Regions from separate parts of the Homo sapiens genome. Here region 1 is linked to region 2. The links are chromatin contacts, found by Hi-C or POLR2A ChIA-PET in ENCODE. All regions are on one chromosome and are shown on one strand. Each heading gives the region's core, a stretch centred on a gene start or an enhancer-like site at or near the end of the contact. The rest is flanking DNA. Distances are from core to core; before and after follow the strand shown.

Region 1 (2,700 bases), core at 95-2,594, 180 kb after region 2:
ATGATTATTCCCTGTCCTGGTCCTCCAGCTTTTTTTGCACTGAGATTAAGTTTCAGGTGTCTACTTCTTTATGACATTCTATGTCCTTCAAATCTATAATCTACCCTACACATGACTCAAAGGGAATCTTTATTTAGGTTTTGTCTGGGGGTCTTTTATTAACATAATTTTCTACATCTGACTTAGGCATTTTTATATGTCATCCTGGGTGACTGAAACTGTTTTCATCTTCAACAACCTTTAAACCACCCCTCTTGAAATTGTTTCTCCAAATCTTTTCCTCTACAAAGTTGAGGTAATATACATATATCATCCACTCAATCCCATACAATGAAGACTTATCCATATAACAGTATAACAATTGTGGAATTGTTTTATTTATTGCCGTGAAAGTGTAATAATTTTTTGGTGATTTGTACATGTCCTGTTATTTATAATAATTTGAATCCATAAACTATATAATCCATATGGCCTCCAGAACACTGCCACCTACATATGTTAGGAATCTCCTGTGTGAATTGCTTTTTCTTTTTTTTTTTTCAACGCCTCCTCCTCCATCGTTTAAAATGTTTCTCTTCCCCCATTTGCTGAGATCCTACTAAGTGGTGTGTTTTCATCATCTCTGCTTCCTTCATCTCTTTCTTTTCTCTCTTTTGACTACTTCTTTTTTTCGTTTTCCTTCATCCTTCTTATTGTTCATCCTAATATCCACCCTTCTTGTCTTCTCCCTGGCCTGCCTGTCCTTCCCCTTCTCCGTTTGTCTCGTGACTCGCTTTTGTGGTCCAGTTCTATCTCTTAGTACTTCTCAACATTCAGCCCATGCCTCCTTCTGTCACCTAACTTTTCCAAAGCACAAGCTACCATTCATACATTTTCCTTTACCATTTGACTTCCTCACTTTCTCCAGTTTGCTCCTTTTTTTTCTCCCCGAGTTGCCTACCTTTTCCACGCTACAGTTTGCCTTTCTCCTGACTCCTCCTCCCAGCAGCCCTAGCCCCAATAGAGCTCTTTTGGTCGTTTTCCCCTCAGCCTGCCTCTCCCCCACCTAGTACTTGTCCCCATTCTCCTCTGACCCCGACTTTCTCTCTTCTTTGTCTCCTTCCAGTTCTCCCCTAGTAGTTGCTTCACCGTCTCTTTCCAGGCGCTTTCCCCAGTTCCAACCTCTGGTCTCGCCGATGTCTCTGCCCTCCTCTCTCTTTGCGGCTCTCTCTTGCCTTTGCCTCCCGCTCTCCCCTCCTTCTTCCCCCGGCCCGCCCTCCTCCCTCCCAGCTTCTCTGCCTGGCTCGCTGCCTCCCTCGCCTCTTGTCTCATCTTGCCTGTGTTGTCTGGGAGGGGAGCCCAGCCTCCTCTCCCTCGCTCAGATCAATGCCCTGGCCACTCACTTTCTGATGTTGCACGACGGGAAATGCTTTGAATACTTACGACATGGCCGCTCACACTGATTGCCAAGATTGACAGCACTAACCATCGCCTTCACTTGTTCCAGGGTGAAGCCCCTAGTCACCCCGCTCCGCGCGCACCTCCTGGAACCCCGGCGGCAAACTTCTGCCGCTCTGCGCTGCCCCCACCCGGGGCGGGACACCCCCGCAGACTTGAGTTAACGGGCTACGCCGGCCGCGGCGCTGGGGGGTTCTGTTCCCTTGCTCCCCGGACTGTGACAATTGACCTAGCACCGACTCCCCTTCCTTTTAATTTTTTTTATTTGTATCTTTCCCTTTTTCTTTAATGCCATTTACTCCTGCGGCGCAGCGCACAAGGAGCCCTCCCGCGCGGTACCATCCTGGAGCCCGCCCAGGTAACCGGGACGGAGCGAGCGATCTCGAGAGCGAGGGAGGCAGAGCCAGGGCGCGCGGCCCGCTGTGAGCTACCTGTTGGGGCGCCGGAGGGGGCAGGGGGCAGGAGCCCAGGGCCGGGCCGCCGTCCCCCGGCGTCTTCCGCTCCTGCCCTTCCGGGCACTCCAGGGTTAGTTTCTGTGAGCTGGGACCGAGGGGCTGGGGCAGGACAGGCAGAGGGACGAGAGCCGAGCGAGCGGAGCCCCGAGAGGGCGCGGGTGGCCGGGAGCCGCGGCTGCCGGGCCGGGGCGGGTTTGCGTACTTGGCTGGGGAGGGGAAAGGAGGAGGAGGAGCGGGAGGAGGGCGCTCCGAGGGGCCGACGCGGAGGGGGAGTGGAGGGAGAGAAAGGGGCCCGGGCGCCCGCCGCTCGCTGGTGGACGCGCTGATCCCGAGGATGCGTCCCCCTCTTGGAGAGTTGCGCCTTGTTCCGGAGTGACAGATCTGCGTGGCGGGGGTCTGTTTTTCTCCCCTTCACCTCCCCTCCAAAAAATCCACCCTGAGAAAACACATGTTGTAGCCGTAGATAACTGTGCGTAGGACATTAAGGCAAAAGGGCAGGGACAGGGACACAACGCAACCTTTGACAACAGAAAGCTGTTATCGCCATCCTAAGTATTCGTCCGGAAATCTGTCTGCCCTCTCGGCCCACCTCACTCCTCCACCTCCGCCTCCCCGCATTGGTATTCTAATCTATATAATTGGGAATGATGTGAAAAAGAAGTCAGGTGGCTTAGAGAATGAATTTGTAAGTCTCCGTGAAGTTCGAGGTAGGTATTTCATTGAAGTTCGCTCAAGTGTGTGATAGAGGAAGCTTTTGTGGCTGCGTGTGTAGTCATCCCTCCTCGTTCTGTGAAAGCAAATGCGTGTC
Region 2 (2,700 bases), core at 62-2,561:
GGGTCTCATACAGCAGTTTTTCTGCCTCATTGGCTCCAAGCTGCTTTTGCTTGTACCTCCCCAGCCCTACTGTAAGTGCGAGATCCCCCACCTACGAATGTTATCTTGTTGAAAATTCCCAATAGAAAGATCCTTGGTTATTCTTCTTGCTTAGCAGGGCCTTGAAGGGCGTGTTTTTCCATTAATTCTGAGCCTGGGACGTATGTCTCCTGAACCAGCTGTAGAGAGTGGAAGGGACAAATCCCTTCTCTAGAACTCTGTCCCAAGTTGTTTGGAGGTCACCCTCTCTGGGAGCCTTCTATTTCCCTGGGGACCACTGTGAGCCTGAAGTCATGAGTCTTAGACCTGTGCCCCAAGGGTGTATGTTTGAAACCTCTGGGAACCCAGATCAGAGAGCACTTAGCAGTCTGGAACAGCCCATATGAAGGGGACAGCAGCTTCATTCTCTATTGCACATACAGCTTTTCCCTAAGGGGATCACAGGTTCATCTTCCAAAGGACCCCATGGAAAAAGGTGACCAGCCGGGCTCTTTCAGCAATCAGGAAGCGACTACGTTTAACCTCTTGTTCTGTTGCCAGTGGAAGCGTGAGCAGGACTTTGACCTGCAGTTGCTGGAACGGGTCGTGCAAGGGGAAAAAAAGGACAAGGAGGAGAATGGCTGGTTGAAAGTGCAGGCCATGCCTGTCACTGAGTTGGACCTGGAGCCTCAAGACTATGACTTGGACATCAGCAGAGAGGTGAGGGCAGGCACTTCCTTCATGTCCTCCAGGAGACATGGCCTTCAAGTTCCCAGCCTGATCCACCTTCCCACTGTGGGGTATCATCCTGAACAGGGACATGGCTCAGCTTCAGTGTGGCCTAGGAGGATGGATGGATAGCAGCTTAAGGCAATGAAAGGAGGCCAGATGTTTCGATGAAGGTTCAAAACTCTCTGTAATTTAGGGCAAATTGCAATTTTAGCTTCTCTGTGCTTCAGTTTCCTCAACAGTGAAGTGGGTTGTGAAGAGGATTAAGTAACTGCACATGTTCTTGGGAGGTTTAGCGATCAAAGCCACATAGTAGGCACGTGAGCAGCAGTTGTTATTGTTAGGAAATGTTCCCTGCAACACCAGGGGTTGGCTTTTCAACTGGCTGGTGAGGCCAACTTGGGCAGTCTGACTAGGGGAAAATGGGGGGCAGGTTTGAAAATCACAGGCGAAATTTCCAGCCATGGTAGAAGCTAGGAGACAGTGCAGAGTTCTGGTCTGAATTCTTCTGGTGCCCTCTGGTGGCTCACATGCATCATGACAGGGCAGGCCCAGGAGAGCAAGTAACTCCTGGATCTCTACCCATCAGGAAATGTCTCTACCCAAGGGGAGAGAAAGGGAACTCGGGATGACACACTCAGTGTCTTCAAGACGTAGATTGTCTCCTGTGGCCTATGTCGATGCTATTCCTAAGCTCTTCAGGGCAGCGTCTATGGCTGCTTGGTTCACCTTTGTATCCCTAGTCCCTGGCACAGGGCCTGGCACACAGTGGGTACGTGGTACATCTTTGCTGCATCTTTGACTGTGTTGAATGAATCACACAGTGACCCATAAATGTACCAAAAGCATTTGTACAAGGACTTGGCCTGCCTGGAAACTGCACAAGAGGAAATGTTCTCACCACATGAAGGATGGATCGAGGCGAGACCTCAATAAAACTTTCCCCCAGGTCTGTGTGATAGGAGAGTGAGAACTGAGGAGGACCTGTGTCTTCCAGAGCCTTCCTGCTGTCTTAAGAGGTGGTGCCAGGCCCATTCACAAGCTGATTTGCCAATGGTATCTACCTGACTCAGTATGTTAGGGGTTCCTCTGGTCTTTGGGAACAAAGGAACAGTGTGTGGATAAGATAGATGCCTGTACAGTTGTTGAGTTTTGGGGTCTGCTGGGGCTCTAGGAGTTAACAAGGCTGGTCCCCTGCCCCAAGACCTTGTTCCTTTGCCATCTGAAACAGCCAAAGGTCTGTGCGTTCTCAGATTCACAAAAGAAGCCCCAACATGCTGCCTTGGCAGGGGAAGTGTGTTCTGTAGTGTCCTGATTGCCTGCCAGCCCAGGGAAAAAGTTCTTCCTTATCTCTAACCTAAATTCCTCCTGCTACAATGTAATCTGCTTCCTTCCTCTAAATCTGTCCTCATTGGAGTAACAGAGAAGAGCTTATTTCTTGCCATCTCCAACAGAGTGAAAGGGCTGCGTGTGGGTTTAAATCCATGACCTGATTTGCCCTGGGATTGGATTAAGCTTGTTTTTAGGAGCTTCAACCCACCCCATTTTAGTGTGCTTTTGTAATTCAGGGAGGAAAAAGTTCCTGGAGCATGCAGAAGCTTCCTTTCGTGTTCTTAGTCCAAGCAAGGTTTCACCAAGCCGAGTTTGCCACTAGGTCCACGGGAGATGCTGGTGAGGTGAAATTTGGGGCCATTTTCCTCTGGCCAGCAGTAGATTCAGCATAGCTGCCTCCTGTCTAGATCAGAAGAGCTTTTTTAGGGACAGAAAGCACCATCACATCCTTTCATTCACCCACCTGTCAATCATCCATTTATCCATTATCCATCCATTCAGGGAGAATTAGTTGGAGGGCTACTAAGTACTAAGTCCCTGCATTAGACAGAGGGAGACAATGGTGAATGGAAAGTGAGGGGGTGGAGGGGATCAGAGAAGGATCCTCAAAGTGAGGTTGAA

What was found. Hi-C counts contacts between places; a loop is a spot of excess contacts on that map. ChIA-PET counts read pairs that join two places held with the same protein, here RNA polymerase II (POLR2A). Pooled maps may share reads with other maps.
Region 1: a pooled map shows a loop between it and region 2 (2.5-fold over the local background). The contact joins two enhancer-like sites. A Hi-C loop is called at or near these places in 1 of 50 pooled maps. POLR2A ChIA-PET finds 5 or more read pairs at or near these places in 2 of 52 experiments (A673 and HEK293T).

Annotation. Positions count from the first base shown.
Region 1 is chr11:16,606,440-16,609,139 of GRCh38, reverse strand. It overlaps a transcript of SOX6 not described here. Among named protein-coding and RNA genes, the nearest start is that of C11orf58, 130 kb to the left of the region's middle. RefSeq lists enhancers at 1,017-1,516, 1,517-2,018. Within about 2 kb of position 1,344, at least 26 of the 41 ENCODE cell types and tissues checked have a DNase peak (open chromatin) inside an H3K27ac peak, as active enhancers do.
Region 2 is chr11:16,784,267-16,786,966 of GRCh38, reverse strand. It overlaps PLEKHA7 (pleckstrin homology domain containing A7), which reads left to right. Exons shown (of 27, transcript NM_001329630.2): 24 at 580-738. Among named protein-coding and RNA genes, the nearest start is that of C11orf58, 47 kb to the right of the region's middle. Within about 2 kb of position 1,311, at least 5 of the 41 ENCODE cell types and tissues checked have a DNase peak (open chromatin) inside an H3K27ac peak, as active enhancers do.